2 separate regions of the Mus musculus genome follow, and region 1 is linked to region 2. Evidence: chromatin loops called from intact Hi-C (ENCODE). Cell type or tissue: gastrocnemius. All regions are shown on one strand.

Evidence for each region. Hi-C counts contacts between places; a loop is a spot of excess contacts. Peaks named below come from ENCODE experiments on the same cell type or tissue, not always from the same donor. Only the 100,000 strongest peaks of a DNase experiment are listed, where the experiment ranks them.
Region 1: it touches region 2 in a loop (3-fold over the local background); 28 of 42 quality-filtered maps call a loop at or near these places.

The regions. Positions count from the first base shown.
Region 1 is chr6:129,519,307-129,527,306 of GRCm38, reverse strand. No RefSeq gene overlaps it. Among named protein-coding and RNA genes, the nearest start is that of Gabarapl1, 9.9 kb to the left of the region's middle. In gastrocnemius, no CTCF peak of the experiment used is centred here; no DNase peak of the experiment used is centred here.
Region 2 is chr6:129,393,825-129,401,824 of GRCm38, reverse strand. Clec1b (C-type lectin domain family 1, member b) reads right to left here and starts at 4,528. Exons shown (of 6, transcript NM_019985.3): 1 at 4,147-4,528; 2 at 1,670-1,765; 3 at 228-353; 4 at 1-83. The coding sequence starts at 4,210. It also overlaps a transcript of Clec12b not described here. In gastrocnemius, no CTCF peak of the experiment used is centred here; no DNase peak of the experiment used is centred here.

The sequences.
Region 1 (8,000 bases), 130 kb before region 2:
ATTGTAAGACAGAGCCAGAATTTTAACACTGAGAGCCCAGTTTTAGAATTTTAACCATTATATTTTTTCCTGCTCCCCACTATGTTGATCTAATCAAAATTATTTGTCTCTTGATACAATTTGTCTCCTTCCAATTAAACCCATATTTATCTTTTTTTTTTTTTTGTATTTTCTGCTGCCTGGAGGAGAAAATAGCTCAACTTTACCTTTACATGGTCATCATGATTAATACTACAGAGAAGAGAGGGCCAGTCGCCAAGTGTAAGGAACAGTTTGTCACCCTCAACTGCTCTACCTCCCATTCTCCCACCCTATATGTCCCTACCCTCACCAAAACCTACATCACCAATGTCCACCCCAGGCTGCTGGGTAGAGACACTTTTTATATGTAAAGTGGAACTCCTGAGCAATCAATATTCTTGGAGCCCCAGGACCATACTTAAGCAGGAATAAGGACAGTGTGAGCATTTCATCTAGAAGCTGAAACTCGGAGAACTTTTAATTTGCTTTCTCAAACTTTGAGCTTTCATCATATAAACTAAAGTAGTGCTGCTTTGGGGTGTTCCAATAGCCCAGAGTCCATGCCACTTCTATATTTCCTTCCTGCTACTCATCTTTTCATGAGAAACACATCCCAAAAAGTAATATTATACTTTCTCCTTCTTCAAATATTTGCTGTCGTCCAATGCAGAGCAAAGTCCAAAGTGCTTATTGGTCACGTTTATTATCTTTATAGAAACCAATTCCAACTTCTTTTCTGGGATTCATTCCACCTAGGTCACACTTAGAATTTCTATTATTTTCTTATTTATTTACTATTGTTATTAATTTTTAAGTTTATATCTGCCACAGAAACTATCATCTATTGCTCATTTGATAGTTAAATGTTTATTATTTCTCATCTTGAAGTTTGGACAGTTGTTTCCTGGTACCCTTTTCAAACATTAAAATTGTAAGGAATTCTGGGGTGGTAAATGGTGTCAAGGTATGTGTGCCAATAGAAGGATGAGAGCCAACATTACTCAGCAGAGCAAGTCAAATATTTTCCACAGTTAACACTTGATGCTTCTGGAACAACCCATAAATCAATGAAGTTATTTTCCTACTTTGCTTGGTCAAGGGCATGTTTTCCATTCTGACTTTTTTATTACCTTCTAGCTGATGCATTTTGACCAAGGAGTGGGAAAGCAAAACTCATGATCTCCAGACTCTGGTAAACAATGCACTGTTTGCTTCCTTTCTAAACTCTGATCTACACCTGCTATATCTACTAAGTTGACCCTCTACTAAGAATGGTAGAGCTTCATGCATATAATTAACTTAGCAAGAATCTCTGGTACAGTTCCTAGCCTAGACCTGGACCAGAGACAGACCACAACAGAGCATCTGTGTGTCTGCTTGCTCATCCTCCATAGAGAGCTGCCCACCACAGCCCGATTCACCTCCTCTCAGCTCCCCACAAAGCAGTCTGTGCTGTCCTCTTATGAATGGGTATATGCCTGTTTCAGGATTCTCCCATACCTAAGTGTAAACCTCCTTATAGGAATTAAGCTATTCTAAACAGACACTGTATAGTTCCCTTTAGAACCAAACTATTGACATGATGTGCCACAGACTGGACTCAATTGGCCCCCCTCAATCCGTGAGAATCAGGGGTTCCATCAGGTGGACATGGAGTTGACAGAGAATGAGGTGACAAGCAAACACGACACAAGGGAGTGTGGTGAATCTGAATATAATGTCAAATTGAGCATCACACGTTTTATACAGAAGAAAATAGGGAAGTTAGGTGACACATCAGCAAGGTACAATGAGGTTACCGGATACTTAATGACTCTAACACAAAACAGAGGAATGCAAACACAAAGACTGGAAAGAACTGGGCAATAAAACAACTGAGACAAAGTCAGCTTTATCTAAGGTCATCTATATTCTTAGAAGCCAGGTGTGAGGTCTTTACATTCCTGGGCCAAGGGCTTTCATGCCCAAGCCATGGTTCTAATTAAGGAGTTCTGCTCTAGCTAACCTTCTCATGAATAATGCAATACTCTAAAATCACAGCCCGATCTACTTCCTAAACCATTGAAAATTCCTGTATATGGGAGCAACTTGGCTTTTTATTCTAAGTGATAGTGTGGGGGGACTTTCTACTAATAAGTAATATAGTCTGCCATACATAACTATAATAAGAATTCTAAACTTACATTGCTTAGCTTGCCCTGAGATTTCTAACTCTATGTAGTAGATAGTAAAACGTGATTTCTTTCACTATCTCTCTTACAATACTAGAGGCAATTCTGAATGTCACTGAATAGGCAACATTCTTACTGAATTCCAAGCCCAGTGTCGGCTCAAGGACTACCTAGGGCATTGGTGAAGGCCAGGAAGCAAAGTTCAATTTTGCTTAGGTATTTGGCAAGTCATTGCTTGGTGACACCTATAACAAAACAATACTGAAAGGAAGCACAAAGGATTGCCAAGGTTCCAGGAGGCATAATTTCCTTGAAACTCTTTGCCTCGTGAGTGCTTCCAGGCCTTTCGGCCTGTCAAGCAGACTTCACTGGAATGGGCGTAGCAATGATGTATCCCAAGAAATTGGAACTTTTCCTAGAACCTCATGATAGGAGAGCAAAAGGCCAAGGAAGCCTAGTGCCTACCTGAAGAGGAACTGGTCTCCAGTTCTGAAAACTTATCAGACTACCCCATAAGAAAGATAGGAGTCCACTGATGATGGGTAGATTCCTACTGCTTAGCCACATGTACCTCTGGTCCTTTATTTAAATCTAAATTCATGTTACAACATGAAAGATAGACTTTAGGTGGAAGGAGGGGAACCTTCTTATCCTATTCCCAGTGTGTTCACACTGAACAAACCTCCCTCCCTTGCCTTTCACTATTACATACTTGTTTAATTGGCCTATGAAGGACAGATGTAGAACCTAGGCTGTTATAGCCTTCAGAGCCTAGGTTCTCATCTCCTGATGATTCCAGAGACGTGTGGAGCCTGGGGCTGTCCAGGTCACTTTATCCTATGGTGTAGATAGGGACACTCCTTCATATACAAGCATCATACTAGACTGAGTTCTGAGTGTTTGCAGGAGTTATAATTTTGATCAATGTGAAGTGAAAAAATGAACTGTAGTCACCCTGAGACACTTCAGAGTAAGCACTAGTGGATATGGAATAAATCTGTGTTGTGTTTGTGCGGGCTGAGAAAGAAAAGCTGCTGAATCTCCATTGATTCAAATTAGAGGGGAGACACTGAGAACAAACAGCTAACCTCTTTGTTTTCTGACAGATTTCAACTTGGGCACAGCTAAGTATGTTGTTTAAAAAGAGAGCCAGTTGCCATCATTTTACACACACCCCATAATCTTTATCCCCTCATTGTTTTTTTTTATCCGAGATCTTCGGCTTCTCCATAGAAGATAAGTCTTTTTCATTGAATGTCATCAAGGGATTCAAATCTCCTTTACAGCTCTTTCTAAAACATTGATCACACCACGGCATTCACTGCCAATAAGATATTAACCAATTCTTCATTGACTTTGACTTCAATGTCTACATTAAATCACTTAAAACTAAGCCTAACAATGTATCCCTTTTCTTCTATAATGCTATGCTTCCTGCCTTCTTTTCATAGTAATGTAAATACTCTACATGGAAGAAGCTATGAAGAAAGCAGAAGCAAAAGGAAGAAAGACACTAAAAGGAGGATGGGGAATGATCACCTCATCTATGGTGTGTCAGAAGCCATCTAGGAGATCCTATGGCTAGTGGATGATGATTCTATGGCTAGCCTGAGATGGTCCACCATTTTTACATGATCTGCGATGGATGGACTCTGGGAACCAAGGCCCTGACATGAAATCCTTCATCCCAGGATTGCTTCTTGCTATTGATATGTCTTTCCTGTCATTATTAAAATAATACAATTACTAAGTATTAGCCTACATTATTAGGCAAATTTTTCTGCAGGTCAATATACAGATGAACTTTCATGAATTAATGCTGTTTAGATGAATTGCTAATCCCTGATTTGATCTTAGGGAGAAAATTTTAACAAATGGTTTTAGTCGTTTTGCTAGAAAGATGTAATAAAGATAAAATCAAGACTATAATGTGCCACTCCTCATAATAGTAAGTAAAGGCTGCATTAGTAAGAAATACAATGAGTTTTCATAATTACATCAAAAAGAGATATAGAATTGGGACAAATTTGTGTTCAAGGAAAAGCATTCAGGTCCAAGGATGAAGCCACAGGTGTGCCTATGATAAGACAAGGCTATGAGAAACTGTTGCTTTGAACTTAAAATGAGCTTAAAGAACAAAACACTGCTTTAAACTTAATATCAACATTTTTCTGTGACTCACCTTTATGTAACATTTTATCTATGAGGTAAATCTTTCTTACACAGAGAATCCATTGTATTAAGGATATAAAAGACTGAAAGCAATAAATAAAGATGATGTAGCCATTTTCTGCCTGATCTAGTGTGATGTTTTCTGTATGAGTGACTTCTTCTTTCTTTTCTGGTTCACAAAGAGTTAACCAGCCTAGTCTGTGAGAACTCCTGGCAGCTTGACCTAAGAAAGGATAAATCCTTTACTTAATCCCTCTACTTTTAACAATTGAGTGTTAATTGCCATAGGCCTGCAGCATCTGGCCTCAGAGTAATTCAGAGTCAAGACAACTAAGTGTTATTATAGAAAGCAGCCTTTACTTTCACAAAACCAAGTTTTGCCCCCACCCCACCCCCACCAATGCTTCCCCATGGCTGCTATTCTATCCAGGGAGAATCAGGGCTTGGGCAGGCTCATGGGGGAACACCTCAAATTCCAGCACACAGAAGGCAGAAGGAGGTGGATCTATGTGAGTCCAAGGCCAACCTGGTCTATGCAGTAAGACTCTATCTCAAAAAAAAAAAAGTTTCTGAGGTTGGCTTTCAAATGTATATCCTCCTGTCTCAAGAGTCCAGAAGGAATGCTGTATTGAGTCTTTTCTCACTCAGTTGCAACAACACTGATTTATTAAATTGATTCTCTTTGTTTGACTCACTATTTAATGAGGTCACTCTTGGTTGAGATTAAAGTTTTTTACATTTCACCAGCAAATTTTTTTTCCATATATAAGAGTTCCTGGGAAAAGCATGTGTCTGCAAAGGTAGATGTAGATCCAGAGCCTGAGTACAATTTATCTTGTACTAGACTTAGCCCCCCCAAATCATCTCTCTTTGCCTTCGCCACCCTATGTTGATCTAAAATCTTATTACTAACAAGATAAAGCCGGATCTAACATCTTGCCACCAGATAAAAGCTTTTAAAAATGTATTAATTTAATAAACCATGGTTCTACCAAACAAAAGGCTAAGAATGTGCTTTTCCAGGTGCACAATTCTTTATCCAACTCATCAGCTTGTTGTGATGCTCCTGTCCCCAGTGTGGCACTCAAATCCCTGCCTATCTCTGCATTCCATTGTCATTGTAGAGGGCAGTTTTAGTCCATACTCTTCCTTTTGAAGATTTACTGATTTTAATTTCTAACAAAACAATTTTATAGACTATTATGGCTGGTCTTAGTTGCCAGTTTGACTGGATTAAGAGATGTCTAGGACTGTGTGAATGGGGGTTGGAAATTCCTCAAAGGTCTGACAAGTAGGACAGTGGCTACAAGGTGGAGGAAACCTCTCTGAATGTGGGCAGCACTTCCACTGTGCTGGTGGCTGGGATGGAAAAAATCAAGAAAGGCAGCAGAGTGAACAGGCCCCTTCCATTTCTGAGTGTCTAAATATGGCTGACATCACCTGATGCCATTTAGACTCCAGCATCTTAAGACTTTAAACATGGGCTCTTATTGTGTCTGGCCCTTCAGGAAAGTCACATTGTAATCATCAAAGACCTGAAGAAAAATATAAATCACCAATTTCCTTAAAGATGCAAAATAGTACAGAACTATAATCCCAGCTTTTTGAGAGGATGAAGCTAGAGATTGTATGTTTAAGGCCGGCCTGACCTACAGAGTAAATTTAAGGTTAACTTAGTCAACTTGCTGAGACCGGTCCTCAATTTTTTTTTTTAAAGTGAGAGATGAAAATCAAACTATCCATCTTGCTGCTTCTTCTCTGGCTGGCTCTTTGCTATTCTTGGCATGGTATTCCTTAAATGATCCTTCTTGCTTTAAAAGATCCTGCTGAACTAATGCCACATAAAGCACCATTAACCACTAGTGGTAGTGTTACTCGGGAGGAGAAAGTACACTGCTTTCAATGGCAATAAGCAGAAAAGGGAATAAGATCAGATGTTTGGGGTGGTGGATAGAAGGTTACATATGACTTTCATTCCTTCTCCTTACCAGGGCTAGATCCTGCCTAGACTTAGTAGATTGACAGTGGGGTATGCGTTAAGAAGAGAGATGGTAATTTGAATATGTTCAAATATGGTAATTTGAAGGAGTACAGCAGTAAGCACAGTAAATATGGAGTTAATGCTAGATTCCCAAGAGAGATTGAAGACTGTGAACCTACTCTGGGTGAGTGGAGCTGTGAGATCTTTCTCCAGCATCATTCAAAGCATAGGCATTGGGATGAAATCATGTTATTTCACTGAACCAAGACTTGAGATTTAAAAAATAAGGATGAAGCCATTTAAGAAGGGAGTAAGAACTTGAAAACAGTAATGAACGTGACTGAGGATTCTAACATGTCTTAGGTTGAGCAGAGAAAGAAGTTACAGGATTTTTAATATCCATCCACCAGCTAACTTTTTCAAGCCAGTATCCTCTTGAACAATGAAAAGCCAATATACTGGATGGAGCATAGTGTCGCACATCTGTTATGCCAGCTCTTAATCCTTGATCTCGAGAAAATTAGTAGCCACTTATCAATGGATGTGTGTCCTTTTTGGGTCTGGGTTACCTTGCTCAGAGTATTTTCTAGTTCCATTCATTTGCCTGCAAAATTCATGGTGTCCTCATCTTTAATAGCTGAAGAGTATTCCATTGTGTAATTTTCTGTATCCATTCTTCAGTTGAGGTCCATCTGGGTTGTTTCCAGCAAAGTACAGAATACCCATGATACAACTCAAAGATCATATGAAGTTTAACAAGAAGAAAGGCCCAAGTGAGGATACTTCAATCCCACTTAGAAAGGGGAACAAATTAATCACTGGAGGCAGAGGGAAGTAGAGACCTGGATGGGAGAGGGGAGAGGAAGGGTATGGGGAGCGGGAACAGGTATAGGGGGAGGCAGAAGAGAAGCCCAGAGGGCCAGGAGAATGAATAGAAATATGCATCTGCAGGGGGATAGGGGGACAGGGGGAAGTCTTCAATGTCTAAAAAGTCCGAGAGACCTGAGATGTGAGAAGCTTTCAGAACTCTTAGCTAAAATGTTCAGCGGTGGGAGATATAACCTGAAGACATCACCTCCAAAAAAATACACAGGACCTGCAGTGGAGGGATGGGGCCACCCATCTATCTTAAAAATTTTTGACACAGAATTGTTTCTGTCTAAAAGAAATGCAAGGACAAAAATGAAACAGAGACTGGAGGAAAGGCCATCCAGTGACCTGCCCAAATTGGGATCCATCCCATGGGCAGGCACAAAATTCTGACAGTATTACTGATGCCATGTTGTGCTTGCAGATGGGAGCCTAGCATGGCTGCCCTCCAAGAGGCTCTACCAGTAGCTGACTGAGACAGATACAGATACTTACAGCCAACCATTGGACTGAGATCAGGACCCCTATCAAAGAGGGGAAGGATTGAAGGAGTTGAAGGGGATGGCAACTGCATAGAAAGAAAACAGCATTAACTAACCTGGACCCCTTAGAGCTCCCAGAGACTAATCCACCAACCAAAGAGCATACATAGGCTGGTCCATTGCCCCCAGGCACATACGTAACAGCGGACTCCCTTGCCTGGCCTCAGTGAGAAAGGATGTATGAATCTAATCCTATAGAGACTTGCTATCCCAGGAAGGATGAAGTGGGAGGATGAGGTCGAG
Region 2 (8,000 bases):
CCATGTTAGGTTACGCCTGAAGAACCCGTAGCAACTATCTCCATGGTATCTCCACTTCGTGGCGCAGGGGCTGCACTTGTGCTCTGAAGGTGAGACCGAGTATGGGGCTGACAAAACCTAGCCAAAGCTTTTCCCACCCGCAGCATTCCTGCTTGGGTGGACCTCTCTCCAGTTACCACGACAGATGTGCATTGCTTGGAGAAATGAGGTTTCTAAGTCAGACTTACCAAAAGTGCTCTTTGTCTTAATTTCTGATTGTCTAATCAACTCTTGGCAGAATTTCTTGGCCAATTGTTGCAGAGTCGCTGAGAGATTTTCCTTCTCCGCCAGTAGATACTTTTGCTGTGTGACCGCTAGATGTAGAAATGAGATAAATTACATCTGGGTCTCAAGGTCAGAAAGATGATGGCACGACTCTTGAGTGAACTTTCATTTATATAAACCTGCCGGTAGCTAAAGAGTTCACCAGGTACACAAAAGCCAATCAACACTGAAAAGCGAAATATAAAGGACTGCGTAAAAGAGCGTGTGAATCGACTATGAGAGAGTCCCGAGATAAAAACACGTGACTAAGGCAGCTGTTCCGATATTTCCTGGACAGGTTTCTAAGCGGGCTTTATAGAGATGAGAAGCCTTGGGTTTTGTATTCTGTTCTACATATAATATTGAATTAATCCTTCTAAAAATGTATGTTCAGATGGCTGTTCTAACCATATAGAAAAGCAGTTCTTAACCTGTAGGTCATGACCTGTTGAGCCAAACATCCCTTTTACAGGGGCTATACTGCATATCAGACATTTACAGTATCATTCATAACTAGCAAAATTAGAGTTGGGACGTAGCAATGAGCATAATTTTATTATGAGGGTTACCATAACACAAGGAACTGTGTTAAAGGATCCCAACACTAGGAAGGCTGAGAACCACCTGTATAGAAATTCAGGGAAATACATAGACTTTTCAGTCTGGTTAATTTTGCTACACTGTTTCTTATTTTCAATATCTTTATGAAACATTTTAAATTAAGAATAATAATATATTGACTAACACATGAAAAGAGAATGCATATTATATTTTATGGTGTTTAAAATGCCTTTATATCCATGTAAACAATATAAGGAATAAAGGATTCTAAAATATATTAAGAGCAGGAAAATAAACAAACTAGCAGCACAAATTATGACATGACCTTATAAAGTCTTATTATTAGATCGTCATGAACAGAAAACTGACGTGTCAGTAAATAAAATGGGGTGGGGTAGCTTTTCTGTATAGAGACTAGAGTAAGCAAGATTTCACATAGGAAGGCACGGGCTTTATTTCTGAAGCTGGAAAAGTTCTAGATTGCTCAGGCCTCAGATTAAGCAAGGCAGAGAGGCAGAAAGAAAGATAGCTCGGATTCACAGCGAGGAGGATCTTAAATGTCAGAAACACATTCTGAAAGTAATTTTAACTATGGAAAAAATTAAAAGTGATTTGAATCAGAAGAGGAGGGGGTCTCTCCCTTCTGAGTTTTCTTCCTCTGATGAGGTTATATCCGCAGCAGTATTCAGGACAATCAGAGTAGGTGACAAAGAGAGGAGCAAAGACAGTTAGGAAGCTTAGTATAATACGCCTCGTGGCTGTTGCTTCCCTCAGGTCAAAACCCTGGCAAGGAGCCAGTACTTACACATGATCCCCAGAGCCACGAGTCCAACAACCAGCCCCATGGATGAGATCAGCAGAACTAAAGCCATCACACGCCACCAAGAAGAGGCAGGTTCCGCTGTGGGAGCACAGAAAAGATGCAAACAGAAGACTTTCAGGCTACCCTGGGCTTCTCAGGATTGCCTAAGTCTATCATAAACAGCATTGTAAGCTATGTGTGAGAAAGCTTGGGACATGGAGGCAGAAAAATCAAGAGTTCAAGGGCAGCCTTGGCAACGTAGCAAAATCAGTACCAGTCTAGGCTCTATGAGTTACTGTATCAAAACTCAGTAAGACTTTGGCTATTAAGATGGCTTAGCAGGTAAAGCACTAACTACATAAGCCTGATAAACTGGATTTGAGTCCTGGAATACAGGGTGGAAGGAAAGAACCTACTCTGATCTTACCTGCATTCCATTAGTGACCATCCTCAATAAGAATGGCTTAATTTATACCACCCATCCATTGCCACTCTCTATGACTTATTCTCTGTCCATTCTAACATATAACTGGCTACCAAGGCCACGTGTATCTGTTTTTTTGTTTTGTTGTTGGTTTTGGTTTTTTGGTTTTGGGTTTTTTGATTTGTTTTGTTTTGTTTTTGTTTTTGCATCCCTGTGCCAATTAGTAGCTTTGGCATCTATGGGTGAGTAAACTGAGGCAGGAAGCTGCTGACAGGGATCAGTCCAGATAGTGATAGAGACTTCTATATAAGGCATCCAGTGATTAGAGAAATTCCTCAGCAGACTTCTCTCTGAGGGAACAGAGAGAAGGGGTTGGCTCTCCCCATGGCCAGCAAAAAACTCTAAACTCTTTTAATCCCTGGGGCCAGAGAGAAAGAAAGGAAAAGAAAGAAAAAGCATACATACATGTACACATACATGTACACTGAGAGGATGAAATAAAAAACAGACTTCAGTAACTTCATACATGCAAAGACAGACAGACAGACAGACAGACATTCTAGTTTTCTTCTGGAGAATGACTATGAAAAAACATATGTTCTCCTGTACCTTTACAAGAAATAACATTATGTAGCTAATTATAGGCAAAGAAAACAAATTGTTCCCAAGAACCCATGTACATTTGTAACCAAGCAACTTGTTATAGATTAACAAAGTGTGAGCAAGCAAGGTAGTTTCTCTCACTAGCAGGCAGCAGTTTGCAGTTACAAAAATAAGATTAATTATTTTATTTTATTGTTTATCTTTACAAGTAATCTTATAAGAATCTTAAAAGAATCACAAATTAAACTTTTATATAAAAAATCAGTCATATCTACTTTAAACCCTCAGAATACATACCTACTTAATAAAATCATCTTAGGAAGCTGAGGGCAAAAATGGGTGTAAGAAATCAATTATTACTAGTAAGACTCAGTGCTACCATTGTTCTTGTTCCCTGACCTTAAAAAGCCCTTAGCTTAGCTAATGAAAGTGTGCTTTTCTGAACATCAAATTGTTCCCTTAGGTTTCTTACATCAGAAGCAGTAGCAGAAACATCTTAACCTAGATTCACTAACAATTTTATTTTTCCAAATGTTTTCTAAGGATGGTGGTCATTGCTGATAATCTACATCTCTTAAGTTCTTTTCTAGGGTGGTGTTTGAATCATTAATCTGCTGGAGCAGAAATACCTGAAAGAGATCAAGCATATTTTATAAGAGCCAGAGATACTGTCCAGTGAGGGGCTGGACTCCTTAGAGTTTTTATAGGGATGTGAAGGGCAACAAGCAGAGCAGAACTCCATAACAGCATGAAGTCCTCAGGACATGGAGTCCTCTCTGGGTCATACCCATTGAGGCTGTGCTAACTGCTGGACCACATTCCAAGACTTCTAAAGCCATTTGTCATTCCTCTTACATGGCCCTCAGCACCCCTGTTCTCCTCCACAATTACTTTCATAGGCAACTGGTGGAGAACTGGGTCTTCTGGTGTTCAGAAATTTGATGTTGTTTTTAAAAGGACAAAAAAATTATTTTTATGTTACATAAATGTTAACTTATGAAATGTTTACATATTGAACAACACTATGAACCAAAGACTTTATATCATTTTAAACAGAAAAGAAAGGAAAGACTTCAGATTATAAAACGCTTCCCTCCAGAACATTAAAAGAAAAAACTCTCATGTTTTCTAATTAAGTCATGCAACAAATGTATTCCTTTAAAATGTGAAGACATTTGAGTTTTCAAACTGTCCTTCGCTTTGTTCTACCAGCTTCTAAGCACCCCAGTATTGCATTCTAATAGCCTTAGTACAATGTTCCCTCTTCTGTATTTTCTGCCTGTATTCTAACTATGTCTGCAGCAGCTTCTGTAGGCCCCACTTGCATGCTTCAGAAAAAGAATATCATTCAGGAAAACACAAATAAGTTTAAGCACCCTGTCACTGGGAGAGAGACAGAGAATAGGAGTGACCTATTTCACTAATGCCCAAATTGCTGAATGAGCCTTCTTACCTGAGCTGAGAGCTTGTTTCCGGGGCTTGATGTTTAAAGTGATATACCCATCTTCATCCTGCATGGCTCCCCTTGAACAGCAAAGAGCTCAGAGCTCAGTGACTCTGCAGAACTCACCCAATGTCCACCCTTAGAGTCTCAGTGCCTGCCAGTGTGGGCTCCTTCTCTCCCGGTGGTGTGGGGCCATATGCACCAGGACACTTGGGGTTTGTTTTGCTTTGTCTTGTTTTCCAGGAAGCCCTTTCTTGGATGTTCAGAGATACGTGGGCTTGAACCTAAAAACAAAAATAATAATAACTTGTGGTGAAAGAGTAGATGCGGGGCTCGTTTCCTGCTCTCTTATCTTCAGCTCTGAGTGAAGGGATGTTCCGTCCTGAGGGAGTATCCTGTCAAATGACAAAGTTCACGCTTCATCTTAACCCTAGGAAAGCTCAAAATACATCACGTAATTGAACTGATGCCTTATAAAAAAAACTCATGGATAAAGGTACCAGTAGGAATACAGCATCTACTGTGACTTCAAATCTAATATCATTTGAAAAGAACGATATAATAATGTCTAATCTTATCATTTATATTATCCGGTGTGAAATTACACATCTACAACCCTACAATAGAACGCACTTCTCCTTTTTATGACCTAAAGTTCACTTAAATTCTTGCATCCAATATAAGTCATTTTATTTAAAAAAAAAAAAAAAAGAAGAAGAAGAAGAAGAAAAAAAAATTGAGCTGCAAGTGAAGCAGACCTCAGATTGCTTAGTCCTAGACACTGAAGGAAAAAAGAGTCAAGTAAATACAAAACTCATCACAATATATGTTTCTTAGATAATATTTAAAATGAGTTCTTGGATTAAATAAAACTAGATTGCAACGGCACCTTTTAAGTTTGAGTGCAGTTTTGCGCAGTGACAGAACTGTTTGCAGGAGGGGGGATGCTGGTTTCCTTTTAATCACAGTGTCATAAATACTCCATCATTTAGCTCTATAGAAATGGGCTTTAAATAATTACACTGGCTTACCGTGACAGCAGCTACAGGAGCACCATATGGAGCTTGCCAGGGTGGTTATTGCAGGAATATTGACTGCTGCCTGTCTTGTCATTAGCCTAGAATTTATTTAATTTTGTAGTATGTAATTCTGCTAAATCTCTATGGCTAGAGCCCTTCTGCCTTGTTAAGAGAATCCAGTCTCCATATTTCACCATGAAGACCATCCAGGACCTATTGCCAGGAGTTTACTTGCCCTTGTTCTTTTGGTTTTTTGAGACAGGGTTTCTCTGTGTAACCCTGGCTGTCCTGGAACTCACTCTGTAGACCAGGCTGGCCTCGAACTCAGAAATCCGATTGCCTCTGCCTCCCAAGTGCTGAGATTAAACACATTCGCCACCACTGCCCGGCTCTTTTTGGTATCTTCTACATGGCTTTCTTTCTTTTCCTCCGTGCTCTTTACTTCACTCTCAGAATTTTGTCAACTCACTACAAGGATTCTGCATTTTGAAATGCCTTTCACTCACACCTCCAATGATTTCAGGAAGCCAACAGACTATTCACCAATTGCTGCTACTATTTGCATAGCTTCCACTTCAGCCAAAGATTCTCCATCTTCCTGGCAGAGGGGGGATATGCTAACTAACAGCCTTCCAGCAAAGTCTGGGATGACCTCTTCCTTCCTTGCTTCCTTTACTCACAAGCTGAGTTCAAACATGCTTTCTTCCCCTACTGTCTTATTTCAATGTCTTTCCTTAATTATGTACAGAATAATACAATGAAATTGAATGAGTAATTTCAGCTTAATGAAGAGAAAGGGGGTATCGAGCTTATAATTCTAAAGACATCTTTTCCAGGAAAGTTTCACTCCATTCTCTTAGAAATGAAATTAATCCCATTAAAAATGTAATCAGTAAACTAAATTAAATATGTAACTCTGAGCTCCAAGGACATGGGGAATTATGGTACACATTTTCTTTTTAATTTATGTAAACCTTAAGAAGTAATTAAATATAATAGTTACTTTGCTTTTAAGTTTCCAGATTTTCTGAGGCTTGCAAAACAGGGTTAATTATTAAGGAGTCCTGTTTATTCTTGAGAACCACAAGGGGACCGGGCTTACTTTACTTTACAGGTCTATTAGTTCATGGAACTGTCCTTTTAGCACCAAAAGAAGATACATCTAAGATGGATAAACTGGAGCCTCAGAGCAAAGGAATGATACTCCTTCCTACAACCATGGTTAAGCTGTTTCTGCTGATTCTTTTCTTCTTTCTCATTGTAATTTGTCACTACTGTTTGGTTCCTCAGTTACTCTAACCACAATCTTCTTCTCCCTAGATCTCTAGTCCACTAAATATTTATCTGCCTTTATGTGCATCCTATTCTCCAAGCACAGCATTTAGTGTTATGATCATACACACAGATACGGGAGAACTGCAGGGTCAGAAAGCCTCCAATAGTATTCACTCTATTTACATATACTATGAATGTAAGCTAAGTTATGTAATAAAAAAAATAAAACCAAGAAATGCAAAGAAGAAAAGATAAGCCATGCTTTTCTTCTTTCTTTTACATAGTTCAGAGTCTGGTTAGATATTTCTTATCCAAAACAAAACCCACCTTGACATTTCTTATTCCTACTTAAATATCTATCTCTTCTTCATTCAAAAAAAAATTGTAACAAAAGTAAAGCAAGTCAAAATTCTTCCTTCAATATTTCCTGTTGAAAGTCTATATTCAGAATTTAAGAAACACTGTCGTGTGAATTGTGTTTATGTCTTTTCAGTCATATACTGATTATCTATAAGACACTGACATCAGTGCTTAGTATTCATGGAGACAATGTGGCACTGGACCTAGGGAGCACAAACTTGCAATTTGACTAGATAATCTTGATTTTTGACATTGATTATGTTGTCCCCAAACCTACTACACAACAGTTCACACTCTTGTACCTTATTCATGCATAGTTATATATTTTTAATTTAATTTATTTTCCCTTGTTTTGGTGTTTGGGATTCAACTCCAGAGCCTCGTGAGTGTCAGACCAGCACTCTAACCACTGTACCACCCGTCCTGATCACATATTTAAATCGTTCCTGCTTACCCCCAGAATGATGCGTTCTAGCGATTGACATACAGTTACCACTCACTCAATATGTGTTGACTAAGTAGATGATTGTACACATGGAAACCTCTTTAAGACTGGGGATTTAAGACTATGGTCACATTTCATTTAAAAAGTGGCAACATTTCTATAGGTTTCAAATTCTTTTGGCTCATTAAGATGTCTTTCAAGTTTCGGCGTTGTCCAGAAGCATCACCTGTACTTATGGAAAAAGAATGGGTAACAGATCCCCAGATCTGAGTGACAAGGACTAGAAAGGAAGGTAGTCCAGAACCTTGTGGATAAGATTCACCAAGATACATAGCAGCATGAGACTGTGGGAAAGAAAAAGACATTCATTAGGAGGCATGGGCCACTGTGGACCTTGCTACATTGTCTACAAACGAAAACGAAATGAGTGTTTTGTAGCTGATGATCAGTAGTTTCACTCCAAAGTCAATGTCCTTTTACCAATAGTTCCGGTTCACCACCCCCACCATCGCTCCACTCTCTGCCCCTCACCCCCACCTCCCCTACCCCACCGCCTACCCCTCACTCAGTCCATCCCCACCCCCACCCACTCTCTACCCTTCACCCCATCCCTTACCCTTACCCCTCACACCACCACAGCCCCAACCACATACTCCTCACCCCATCCCCACTCTTGTCCTGCCCCTTGCCCCTCACCCAGCCCGGCCCTTCCTCTCACCCTAGCCCTCATCCCTAATCCTTACCTCTCAGCTTCCAGCACTAAA